Linked DNA regions of Homo sapiens: region 2 is linked to region 1. Evidence: chromatin contacts called from ENCODE Hi-C or POLR2A ChIA-PET data. All regions are on one chromosome and are shown on one strand. Each heading gives the region's core, a stretch centred on a gene start or an enhancer-like site at or near the end of the contact. The rest is flanking DNA. Distances are from core to core; before and after follow the strand shown. Region 1 overlaps SGK1 (serum/glucocorticoid regulated kinase 1). Region 2 holds the start of IFNGR1 (interferon gamma receptor 1).

Region 1 (6,056 bases), core at 1,618-4,117:
CACTAAATCTGAATCGTCATTTTCCTAGGAGAAGCATATTATGTCGGAGCGGAATGTTCTGTTGAAGAATGTGAAGCACCCTTTCCTGGTGGGCCTTCACTTCTCTTTCCAGACTGCTGACAAATTGTACTTTGTCCTAGACTACATTAATGGTGGAGAGGTGAGCAGGGGGGATAGAAGTCAACTCTTAGTGTCTCTGCACAGCCTGCTTTGTTTTAGTTTGAGAAAAAAGTTTTCAAAGATTTTTGGTGGGGAGAATGTTACCAGAATTAGCATTTCCTTCAACCTGTCAGGTTTATAGTTAATAGATTACTTGGGGCCACTTCCTGCAGTTGTTCTTTTGCTGTGTATGTCAAAACTAATTAAATTCATTTGCAACCCAGAATGACTTTGTTCTGTCTCCTGCAGTTGTTCTACCATCTCCAGAGGGAACGCTGCTTCCTGGAACCACGGGCTCGTTTCTATGCTGCTGAAATAGCCAGTGCCTTGGGCTACCTGCATTCACTGAACATCGTTTATAGGTAAGCCTGAGAGCTCTTCAGGCTACCAGTTTTGGTATAAAGGAGACGTAGCACTGGCTGTTTCATAGGGCCTTAAAATAATTTGTGTTTATTTGCAACTTGGTTGCCTAAAACCAGATCCCCTAGCACGTGAGCTGGCTTGACTTAAGTGCCAAGGGGGAACCAGCCAAGTAGGATTGTGCCTAATCCAGAATAGATGAGCAGAACAAGGGCTCCCTTTTTTCTTCACTACACAACTACAGTGAACCTAAAATGCCTCTAATACCTTTAGCAATTATCTTTAAGAGGATATCTTATGAAGTGAAATTAACTTGTGCAACTACTTTTCTATTCACTTTTTTACAGAGACTTAAAACCAGAGAATATTTTGCTAGATTCACAGGGACACATTGTCCTTACTGACTTCGGACTCTGCAAGGAGAACATTGAACACAACAGCACAACATCCACCTTCTGTGGCACGCCGGAGGTAGGCGCTGTCTTGGTTTGGTGCCTGGTTTACCCCCGCCTTCCAAGAGAGAGATGTACAATCATGCACTTAACTACCAAAAAGAGTAAACTCCTCTCAGAGACTTCTTAATACAGTTCAGTGCAAATAAAATACATTTGCTGTTTGATGTAGCATGAGAAATCCCAAGTCCTTCTGTTCCTTTACTGAAAAGTAGCTGTTTGTAAGTAAGATCTGCATCATAAAAACTTTCTAAATCCCTAAGTAAGAGATATCAAGTGCCCAGCAGTTTCCTAAATGTCAGTACACATAGGTAGCCAGTCACCCTCAAAAAGTCCAGCAGTTTTATCAGGAAGGAATCTAAAGATATCTATCTTCCAAGCTGGCTCTGGGTCTCTCAGCTTTTTCAAACTAAATGTGTGGTCGTGGGATTGCTTGCTTTCGCAGGTTCTAAACGCTGTTTCCCTGGTCTGTTTTTCAGTATCTCGCACCTGAGGTGCTTCATAAGCAGCCTTATGACAGGACTGTGGACTGGTGGTGCCTGGGAGCTGTCTTGTATGAGATGCTGTATGGCCTGGTGAGTGGCACATTGGGAACCATGGAACACTGCCTGCTCCCTACAATATTGCCTTCACACAGCCCATGCTTGGCCATGGTGTCTTGCCCTTACCAGTACGCTTATCAAAAGCAGCTAAGAGGCATATTGGTTATTTTATAGTTCATAAGAATAATCACTTACCTGGTTCTTTTGTGCATTTCACATTTTACTAGATAGGACCACATTGAACCTGTGTGGTGGTGAAAAACTACCACTTATTAACATCTACCCCCTCACCCTCCACACACACACACACAAACACACACACGGGTTGCAAAGTAGACACTTAAATAGCAAGGGAAAAGAAAGCATTGAGGTGGGGAGAGTTTCTCAAATCGAGCCTAATATTTATTGCCGTTTATATCTTTTTCTCTACTGGTAATGTGTGCCATATGAAACTTCCAATTAAGTCTAAAGTAATTTTCCCCTTCTTTCAGCCGCCTTTTTATAGCCGAAACACAGCTGAAATGTACGACAACATTCTGAACAAGCCTCTCCAGCTGAAACCAAATATTACAAATTCCGCAAGACACCTCCTGGAGGGCCTCCTGCAGAAGGACAGGACAAAGCGGCTCGGGGCCAAGGATGACTTCGTGAGTGATGTTTTCCTGTCCTCCTGGGCCGGCCGGGACGTGCACTAGACCTCCCTGCCCTTATTGAATGCACCTGTCTAAATTAATCTTGGGTTTCTTATCAACAGATGGAGATTAAGAGTCATGTCTTCTTCTCCTTAATTAACTGGGATGATCTCATTAATAAGAAGATTACTCCCCCTTTTAACCCAAATGTGGTGAGTATCTGTCTCTCTTCTAAGTATAGAGAAGCCCAAAGGGCATTTATTTTAATTCAGAATTGTCTGGGGGAGGGTTGGAAGGAATACATTGGCAGATGTTTTCTCCATAAACCTGTTATTTTACCTACATAAAAAGCACATTTTTGTGTCCCAACAAGGCTCCCATAATTTTTAGACACATTTATCAATTCGAAGCACCAAAAGGCAACAAGTGAACATTATTCTTATGTTTAACTGTGTGTAGCCTTTTGAGATTTTGTGCTTGAAGTGGGTGATTATGGAAGTTGATATAAGACTTAAACTTGGTATTTAAAGCCTGGTCAAGATTTCCCTGTCCTGTGTCTAGTGTGAGTTCTTGACAAGAGTGTTTTTCCCTTCCCGTCACAGAGTGGGCCCAACGACCTACGGCACTTTGACCCCGAGTTTACCGAAGAGCCTGTCCCCAACTCCATTGGCAAGTCCCCTGACAGCGTCCTCGTCACAGCCAGCGTCAAGGAAGCTGCCGAGGCTTTCCTAGGCTTTTCCTATGCGCCTCCCACGGACTCTTTCCTCTGAACCCTGTTAGGGCTTGGTTTTAAAGGATTTTATGTGTGTTTCCGAATGTTTTAGTTAGCCTTTTGGTGGAGCCGCCAGCTGACAGGACATCTTACAAGAGAATTTGCACATCTCTGGAAGCTTAGCAATCTTATTGCACACTGTTCGCTGGAAGCTTTTTGAAGAGCACATTCTCCTCAGTGAGCTCATGAGGTTTTCATTTTTATTCTTCCTTCCAACGTGGTGCTATCTCTGAAACGAGCGTTAGAGTGCCGCCTTAGACGGAGGCAGGAGTTTCGTTAGAAAGCGGACGCTGTTCTAAAAAAGGTCTCCTGCAGATCTGTCTGGGCTGTGATGACGAATATTATGAAATGTGCCTTTTCTGAAGAGATTGTGTTAGCTCCAAAGCTTTTCCTATCGCAGTGTTTCAGTTCTTTATTTTCCCTTGTGGATATGCTGTGTGAACCGTCGTGTGAGTGTGGTATGCCTGATCACAGATGGATTTTGTTATAAGCATCAATGTGACACTTGCAGGACACTACAACGTGGGACATTGTTTGTTTCTTCCATATTTGGAAGATAAATTTATGTGTAGACTTTTTTGTAAGATACGGTTAATAACTAAAATTTATTGAAATGGTCTTGCAATGACTCGTATTCAGATGCTTAAAGAAAGCATTGCTGCTACAAATATTTCTATTTTTAGAAAGGGTTTTTATGGACCAATGCCCCAGTTGTCAGTCAGAGCCGTTGGTGTTTTTCATTGTTTAAAATGTCACCTGTAAAATGGGCATTATTTATGTTTTTTTTTTTGCATTCCTGATAATTGTATGTATTGTATAAAGAACGTCTGTACATTGGGTTATAACACTAGTATATTTAAACTTACAGGCTTATTTGTAATGTAAACCACCATTTTAATGTACTGTAATTAACATGGTTATAATACGTACAATCCTTCCCTCATCCCATCACACAACTTTTTTTGTGTGTGATAAACTGATTTTGGTTTGCAATAAAACCTTGAAAAATATTTACATATATTGTGTCATGTGTTATTTTGTATATTTTGGTTAAGGGGGTAATCATGGGTTAGTTTAAAATTGAAAACCATGAAAATCCTGCTGTAATTTCCTGCTTAGTGGTTTGCTCCCAACAGCAGTGGTTTCTGACTCCAGGGGAGTATAGGATGGTCTTAAAGCCAACCTACGTTCCAGGCCTTTTTAGCAGCATTTTATGGTGTCTGTCATTCATAAATCCATCCAAGGAAATCCTTTGCAATTTACTCATCTTGCAAGGATTGCTATGAAGTAATGCTTCCTGTATTTATTGCCTGTCCTGTGAAGTTGGACTATTTGTCCTGACATTTGGCTTGTCTTCAGTTACAGGTAATTCTTTCCAGAAATATTTGAAAGCCTACTCTGGGCTCTATTGCGAGTGCTCAGGATATCGTAGTGGACAAAGCAGACAACTTCGCCCTTCCAGAGCCTGATGAAGAAGGCCGACCTAAAGCAGTTAGTTGAGATGGAAATTGAGAAATAGTCTGTGAAGTTTAGGAGAATGCCACACAAGAGGGTGAGAATTTTTTTTTTTTTTTTTTTTTTTTTTGAGACACGGTCTTACTCTGTCGCCCAGGCTGGAGTGCAGTGGTGTGATCTTGGTTCACTGCAGCCTCCGCCTCCTGGGTTCATGTGATCCCCCCATCTCAGCCTCCTGAGTAGCTGGGACTACAGGCATGCACCACCATGCCTGGCTAATTTTTGTATTTTAGTAGAGATGGGATTTCACCATGTGGGCCAGGCTGGTCTCGAATCCCTGGCCTCAAGTGATCTGTCTGCCTCGGCTTCCCTAAGTGCTGGGGAGAATGTTTTAAATAAGTGGATATGTTCCCAAAAAGCTGACCTGGCTGGGACATCTGGTTTCTGAGAGTACCTGGAGTTGACCCAGGTCTAGAGTGAGCTCAGTAAAGGGACCCTGAAGGAGCTCATCCCTAGCTTGGACTGAAGCTTCTTGAGCCAGTGTCTACCTAGCACCCTAAGGGCCCAGCAGGCTCTGGGGCTGTGTGGCAGAGCCCACTCCTAGAGCTCACCCCACTGTGATATTACCTGTGGGAGAAAGCGAGGTGGCACCATCCTTGGAGATCTTGAGTCCAAAGGTTTGGACTTTTTCACTCTTCTAGGTCTTCCACACAAATACTTAACAAATAATCAGGGAATCCCCAAACAGTTGATGTTGCTGCTGCCTTAATTGCAAAAGCACCCTGTAGGCCTGCTGCACCCCCGCTACCCTGACCTTCCAGTTCGCACAGGGATTTCCCCAAGGGAAAGCTGTGAGCTTTTTTCCTCTTATCCTTGCTCTTGGGTCTCACCTCACTTTGCCTCAGTCCCCCTCTCCTACCCCACAAGGTTTCCAAGGGCCAAACAGGTGTTCAGAGATAACCGAGTTCTTCTCCCTCATGATCTAATGAAGGAAGAAGATGAAAACGAGTCGATAGCTTTTTGCTCAAGGTGGGCCACCGGTCATGCTCTGCTGTTGACTTACTGCTCTACAGGCATTAGCTACGTGTTCAATTCCCTACCGGGCCCAGTTGACAAATAAAGAGTCCAAAGCAAGGCCAGGCACGGTGGCTCACGCTTGTAATCCCAGCACTTTGGGAGGCCGAGGCGGGCAGATCACGAGGTCAGGAGATCGAGACCATCCTGGCTAACATGGTGAAACCCCGTCTCTACTAAAAATACAAAAAAATTAGCCGGGCGTGGTGGTGGGCGCCTGTAGTCCCAGCTACTCGGGAGGCTGAGGCAGGAGAATGGCGTGAACCAGGGAGGCGGAGCTTGCAGTGAGCCGAGATCGCACCACTGCACTCCAGCCTGGGCGACAGAGCAAGACTCTGTCTCAAAAAACAAAACAAAAAAAAAGCATGTATTTTCCTATTAAAGATTGATGCCGGCTCTAACATAGAGACTCATTGCATATTCCCCCTCATTCTCATTCTCAATAACAGTTATGAATTCCTCCTCGAACAAAAAGTGCTTAAATCTCATTTTCATCTGAACACAGTTCAGGTGGGCTTAGGAATCTGCAATCTAATTATAGATAACTCAGATGGGCCAGTCACGAGTTACAAAGCTTTTTTTTATGTTTTGAAGGTAGAATTCTGGTTTA
Region 2 (5,528 bases), core at 273-2,772, 3.0 Mb before region 1:
CTCCGCTCTGCTTCCTCCACCTCCCCTTCACAGACGTTTATTCCAAGAGCACTCCCTAATCAATCAATGCCTTATACCTTAATCTCGACCTCAGAGTTTACTGCCAGGGTAACCCAGCCTGTGACAAGTACCACAAAAATGTTTACAAACTGGATATCATATTTTGTCCTACTCCATAGACGCCTAAACGGTAAAGATCAGTTATTTATCCTTGCATCCTTACAACGACTAGAAGGTGTCTTTCATATAGTGGACATCAGAAACACATCAAAGGAAATATTCTCCCTAAACTTAGTCTAGATTGAGCTAAATTCTTCTGATTCAAAGTGTGGTCCTGTTGAAAGGGGCACCAGCATCCCCTGTGCATTTTGTCCGAAATACAAAATCTCAAGACCCAACCTGAATTAGAACTACTGAATCCAAATCTGCATTTTATCAAGATCCCCAGATGGTTCACATGTATGTTGAAGTTTGAGAAGTACTGAGCTAAGAGATTTATTAATACAAGTAAAATGATCTGGCTGATAATACCTCTAGTTTATATAGTGTCTTTATAAGGATTTTCCCTCTTTAAAAATTTTCCTTAACACTAGTAATCATGCAGTCTTTCACTCAACAAATACTAATTGAGTGCCAAGTAAAGATGTCAGCTCTACGGAGCTTACATTTTAGAAGGAGAAGAAAACAAATATCAAGGTGTATATTATAGTGTACAGCAAGGTGAAAAGTGCCATGAAAAAACAGTAGGGCGGGGTAAGGAGGAGGAGAAGGTGTGTTGCAATTTAAAATTTTTAACAAAAGTTCATGATACTCAGAGAATTGAAACAGGTGAGATCATTAGACATTCGCATGTTTGAGCACAAGCGCTGAAGGACTTAGCAATGTGGCTGCAGTGGAATAGGAGAGATGCAAAATAACAGACAAACCCAGAGAGGTAAGAGAGCAGACCTCTTCATGAGAGGCTGCCTGATAAACTGATTTGACACTGAATTGCTGAGAAGGTAATGCAAATAGTTTTTTTCTCCAAGAACAAAGTAGTTCTTGGTCAAGCCGATTTGATTTGGGCTGTGGGAATCTGCACAAACCATTTCACTAGCTAAGTCTCAGGTTCCTCAAATGAAAAAGCAGGGACTGGAAATGGCTTTTGAAGTCTCATTCTCTTCTAAAAATGTCAGGCTCCAAGACAACCAGGTGAAGTCCAAGAGTTAGTAAAATAAGGATTGTGGCTCGGCTGTGGCCTAATGCAAACTTGCACAACCCCAGGAAACCGAAAAAAACTGGAAGAAGAATTGCAGAATGGGGTGCCAGGTTGAAAGACCTTAACCTTTGCACTCAAATTCCTCCCACACCCAGAAGTCCAGGTCCCGACCGCACGACGCCGTGCTCACTGCTGGGTGCTGCGCCTGAGTCCGCCTCCTGCGGCTTCCCGGACTTGACCCCGCCCACGCCCTGGTCCCGCCTCCTGCCGACGCCGGCACAGACCCCGGTGACGGAAGTGACGTAAGGCCGGGGCTGGAGGGCAGTGCTGGGCTGGTCCCGCAGGCGCTCGGGGTTGGAGCCAGCGACCGTCGGTAGCAGCATGGCTCTCCTCTTTCTCCTACCCCTTGTCATGCAGGGTGTGAGCAGGGCTGAGATGGGCACCGCGGATCTGGGGCCGTCCTCAGGTACCGTCGTTCGCGGCAGGGCTGCGGCCGGGTCGGGACGAGAGGGAGGGAGGGATCCGCCCCAGCCGGGAAGCCCCGCCCCGCTTCTCCGAGGTCGCCCTAGCCCGGGACCCCTGCGTCGGGCCCTGAGCGGGCGACGGGGACGCGAGGTGGGGTCGCGAGACTGGGGCTCCGTGGTTTGAACTCGTCGGTTGCCTTTCTCCTGCCTCTTCCCTGGTTGCCGCCACAACAAATCACGCCGCTTGTTTTTCCGACTCTTGTAATCCACTTTTAAATACGATTATGCGCTGCAGAAGGACGTTGCTGGTCAATGTGGGACAGCGTGGTCTCAAAGATTATAATATCGTCTTCTTACTGTACCTTTTTTTATGGTTAGATACGCAGATACTCACTAGTATGCTACGGTTGCCTGCAGTGTTCAGTGCAGTGACAGGCTGTACAGGTTCATGACCTAAGAGCAGTAGGCTGTGTCATCTGGGTTTGTCTGGGTTTCTACTGCCCGAAGAAATTGCCTAAGGGGACATTTCTCCATTTCTCAGAACGGATCTCCATCGTTAAGTGACGCATGACTGTGAGTGTCCTGATCAGCATGTGGCATCGTGGTCTCAGTTCGTGGCTTAAATACTTCTTTCTTAGCGGGGGTGGGGGGGGGGACTCAAAGTGCTTAGGGTAGGAAAGTATGCATTATGTCGCCAGCTGAGAAGTAAGTGGCAGCTGAGAAGTAAGTGGCAGTCCGTCTTAGGTCTCAGTCTGGAAGTGGTGGATTGCCGGCACTCACTAGCAGATTTGGCAGTAGGTCTCTTCGTACGGGTTTGTTCTTCGGAGCATTTTATTTCCACCTGCTTATTGACATTTCCTAGAAAACAAATGTTGAGGGTGGCTTTTCTGAAGTGCAGAGTAATTGTGATTACGAGCTCCAGAGAAAACAGTAAACCTTTTCAATTCAGTTTTCTTTTTTTTATTATGATTTATGATTCATAGGGACTTTGAAAGGTCCACGTTTTGGTTCTGTGTTCACAACAATCTTCTGGAGTAGGCGTTATTTGTCTCTCTCTTTATGGACGAGAAATTGAGTTACGGAGAGGCCTGCCCAACTGGCAGAGAGGTCATAGCCACTCAGTGGGGAGCTGCTCAATTTGGCTCCAGAGTCCAAGTTCTTAACTGCTCTTCTAGGCTCTAGTCAGTCATCCACATGGGCAGTTGCAGTACTTTGCGGTAAGAGCTTGCACTTAGGCACAGACTAGTGGAAAGCAAGGCGGGGTGCTTGTCTCTTTTAGGGAAGTCAGTGAAGACTTCACAAAGGTGACCCCAGTGTTGGAACCAGAGGTGCAGAGACTGAGGTGCAGAGGTGTGATAGCATGTTGAATTCGTGGAATATTAAGCGTTCTATTGTAAAGTGTGTGTGAGAGCTTACAAGGGGAGGAGATAGGTTAGGTGGAGAAGTAGGAACCAAATAATGAATTGCCATATTATGTGTACCAGCAAGAAACCTAGCTTTATTAACTTAAGCAAAAAGAGGAATTTATTGTCTCAGAAAAACCAGAGTTAAACAGAAAATTATAGATGCCAGCTGGGTCTCAAGAGGCTAGAACCAGGAACCCAAACTGCTAGGACTCTCCATTTCTTATTTCTGTCTGGGTATTGACAGCTTTCCACACTTGGCAGGAATCATGGATGCTGACAGCTTCTGAGTTTTGACATCTTGCAGCCTCCTCCATTCTAACAAAATGCCAGGGAAAGGCTCTGATTTGCCCAGCTAGGTTCAGGTGCCAGCTTGCATGGGAAGGACATTCTCGTAGAGGGTTGGGTTGGGTTACCAGAAGAAGCGGAATGGCGTGCCTGAAGTACAGGTGTTGAGCCAACAAAATAATACACCCACTATGCCTTGCTGAAGTCAGTCATTATTTACTAATGCTGACATCATTGGATTATCAATTACAAAGGGAAATGATTTTATGCAGGATCAGACATGCCATTTAGAAAGACCAGTCATCTTATAAAATAGTTTGAGGGTAAACACAAGGCCCATTAGGAGGCTGCTGCTTAAGTTGGAGTCGATAAGTAGTTTAAGTGGAGAAGAGGACAGTTAGCAGAACATTTAGAAGGAAGAGTTAGTAGGCCTCTGACTGGATGTCAGCAGAGAAAGAGGATAACGCTAGCGCAGGCATAGCGTTAAAGCAAGTGCCAGGCCCTTCCTTCTGAATACGGGGCCCTATGAGTGCACCGTGTGACCCCTGTGAGTGCACAATTTGCACGTCCTTGTAGCTTGCTCTGGGAGGAGGATTGCCTGTCTGCCTCCCGTGGGAAGATCAACTGCAGCCTTCTATATTCTGCAGAAACTTTTGAATTTGTCTCTGTACCTCTCGTTCTAAAACTGGGGTCACTTTTGTGAAGCCTTTCCTGACTCCCCTAGAAGAGACAAGCACCCCGGCCTTGCTTTTCATTAGTTTCAGTGAGCCCTCTTTTTAAAGTGCATTTCTAACACATTTCTCTAGATTTTTCAGTGCATTTCTCTAGATTTTGTTGTGTTCCCTGTTCTTTTAAAGTTAATTTAAAACACAAAATCTCCAAAGTAGGAAGAAACCAACAATGCTCTGGCTCTTGCTTAGCTTCCCAGCCTTATTCTTACTGTTGCTGGGCTTGACTCTATAGTTGAAGTTCATCTTAGATGAGAGGACCTGGTAAGAACAGGGAAGCAGACAAGTGAATATGGTGATATAGTCAGTCTCCAGGAAATCCAGGTGTTTAGGAATGTATTGTGTTACATTCATGGGCTTTCATTAATACTTCTTAAGTGAAAATAAAATCTGTGTGTGCCACTTAATCAGTAGTATTTCACTCTTCATGCACTTTTACACATAAAAGTAGTATATATTTTTAAGTGAATCAGGGTGTGCCACTGGCTTTCTTCATCCAGATGAGTGTCCCACTCTGAGTAATAGCTGAAGAGCTAGGCTGGACTTCACACCAACTGGAAGGCTCTTCACTGACCTTGTACAGTTTATCAGCTATGCTTCCTACTAATTATCTGACTTTAGGATAAAGCTCTGAGTACTGTTTAAATTTTTCACTATTTCTTTGGATTCTATAGTTATTTCAGAGATTCAAAATACACAGGATAATACTTTTTAATTATATTTATTGAATAGGGTATTAAATTTTCTTTTTCATTTTATTCTGATTCATAATTCACACAGACTTTGAAAGGACCATATTTTGGTTCTATCTAAAAGAAAACCTAGGCTGGGGGCAGTGGCTCATGCCTGTAATCCCAGCACATCGGCGGAAGGATCACTGGAGCCCAGAAGTTCAAGACCAGCCTGGGCAACATGGCAAAACCCATCTCTACAAAAAAATACAAAAATTAACCCTGTGTGGTGGCATGTGCCTGTAGTCCTAGCTACTGGGGAGGCTGAGGTAGGAGGATCACTTGAGCCCAGGAGGTCTAGGCTGCAGTGAGCCATGATTGTACCACTGCACTCCAGCTTGGGCAACAGAGCAAGACTCTGTCTCTCGTGTTTGTGTGTGTGTTTGTGTGTGTGTGTGTGTTTGTGTATGAAAACCTAAAGAAAAGTAATAAACAGCTATCTTACAAAATTTGGCAGCATACCAGTAGTGAAGTTGCTTTACAAACCAGATGAGTAATTAATGGTTCAATTTTGATTGAACAAAGAATCAGAATGAGGTTTGAACCAGAATGAAGTGAATTCCTAACAGAAAGGAATTTACTTGTAATTTTCTTATTAAAGGGGTGCCTTTATTTTAGATTATCCTAATGCATAGTAATCAGAATACTAGGTATCTGTTTAGGTCTTGTGTATTTTTAAGAAATTATTCATTTTAATGCATTGTTCAACTTTTGCA

What was found. Hi-C counts contacts between places; a loop is a spot of excess contacts on that map. ChIA-PET counts read pairs that join two places held with the same protein, here RNA polymerase II (POLR2A). Pooled maps may share reads with other maps.
Region 2: a loop to region 1 is called in a map of gastrocnemius medialis, with 5 times the contacts of the local background. The contact joins the promoter of IFNGR1 here to the enhancer-like site in region 1. A Hi-C loop is called at or near these places in 2 of 168 maps with a recorded cell type or tissue (ascending aorta and gastrocnemius medialis) and 6 of 50 pooled maps. POLR2A ChIA-PET finds 5 or more read pairs at or near these places in 1 of 52 experiments (naive thymus-derived CD4-positive, alpha-beta T cell).

The regions. Positions count from the first base shown.
Region 1 is chr6:134,167,127-134,173,182 of GRCh38, reverse strand. SGK1 (serum/glucocorticoid regulated kinase 1) reads left to right here. Exons shown (of 14, transcript NM_001143676.3): 8 at 29-160; 9 at 409-521; 10 at 867-990; 11 at 1,451-1,546; 12 at 2,005-2,160; 13 at 2,268-2,357; 14 at 2,748-3,927. The coding sequence ends at 2,915. Among named protein-coding and RNA genes, the nearest start is that of SLC2A12, 120 kb to the right of the region's middle. Within about 2 kb of position 2,867, at least 6 of the 41 ENCODE cell types and tissues checked have a DNase peak (open chromatin) inside an H3K27ac peak, as active enhancers do; they include gastrocnemius medialis, where a contact is called at or near this core.
Region 2 is chr6:137,215,379-137,220,906 of GRCh38, reverse strand. IFNGR1 (interferon gamma receptor 1) reads left to right here and starts at 1,522. Exons shown (of 7, transcript NM_000416.3): 1 at 1,522-1,664. The coding sequence starts at 1,580. RefSeq lists enhancers at 1,052-1,301, 1,152-1,882, 3,323-3,382 and silencers at 1,342-1,571, 1,612-1,831, 2,292-2,341.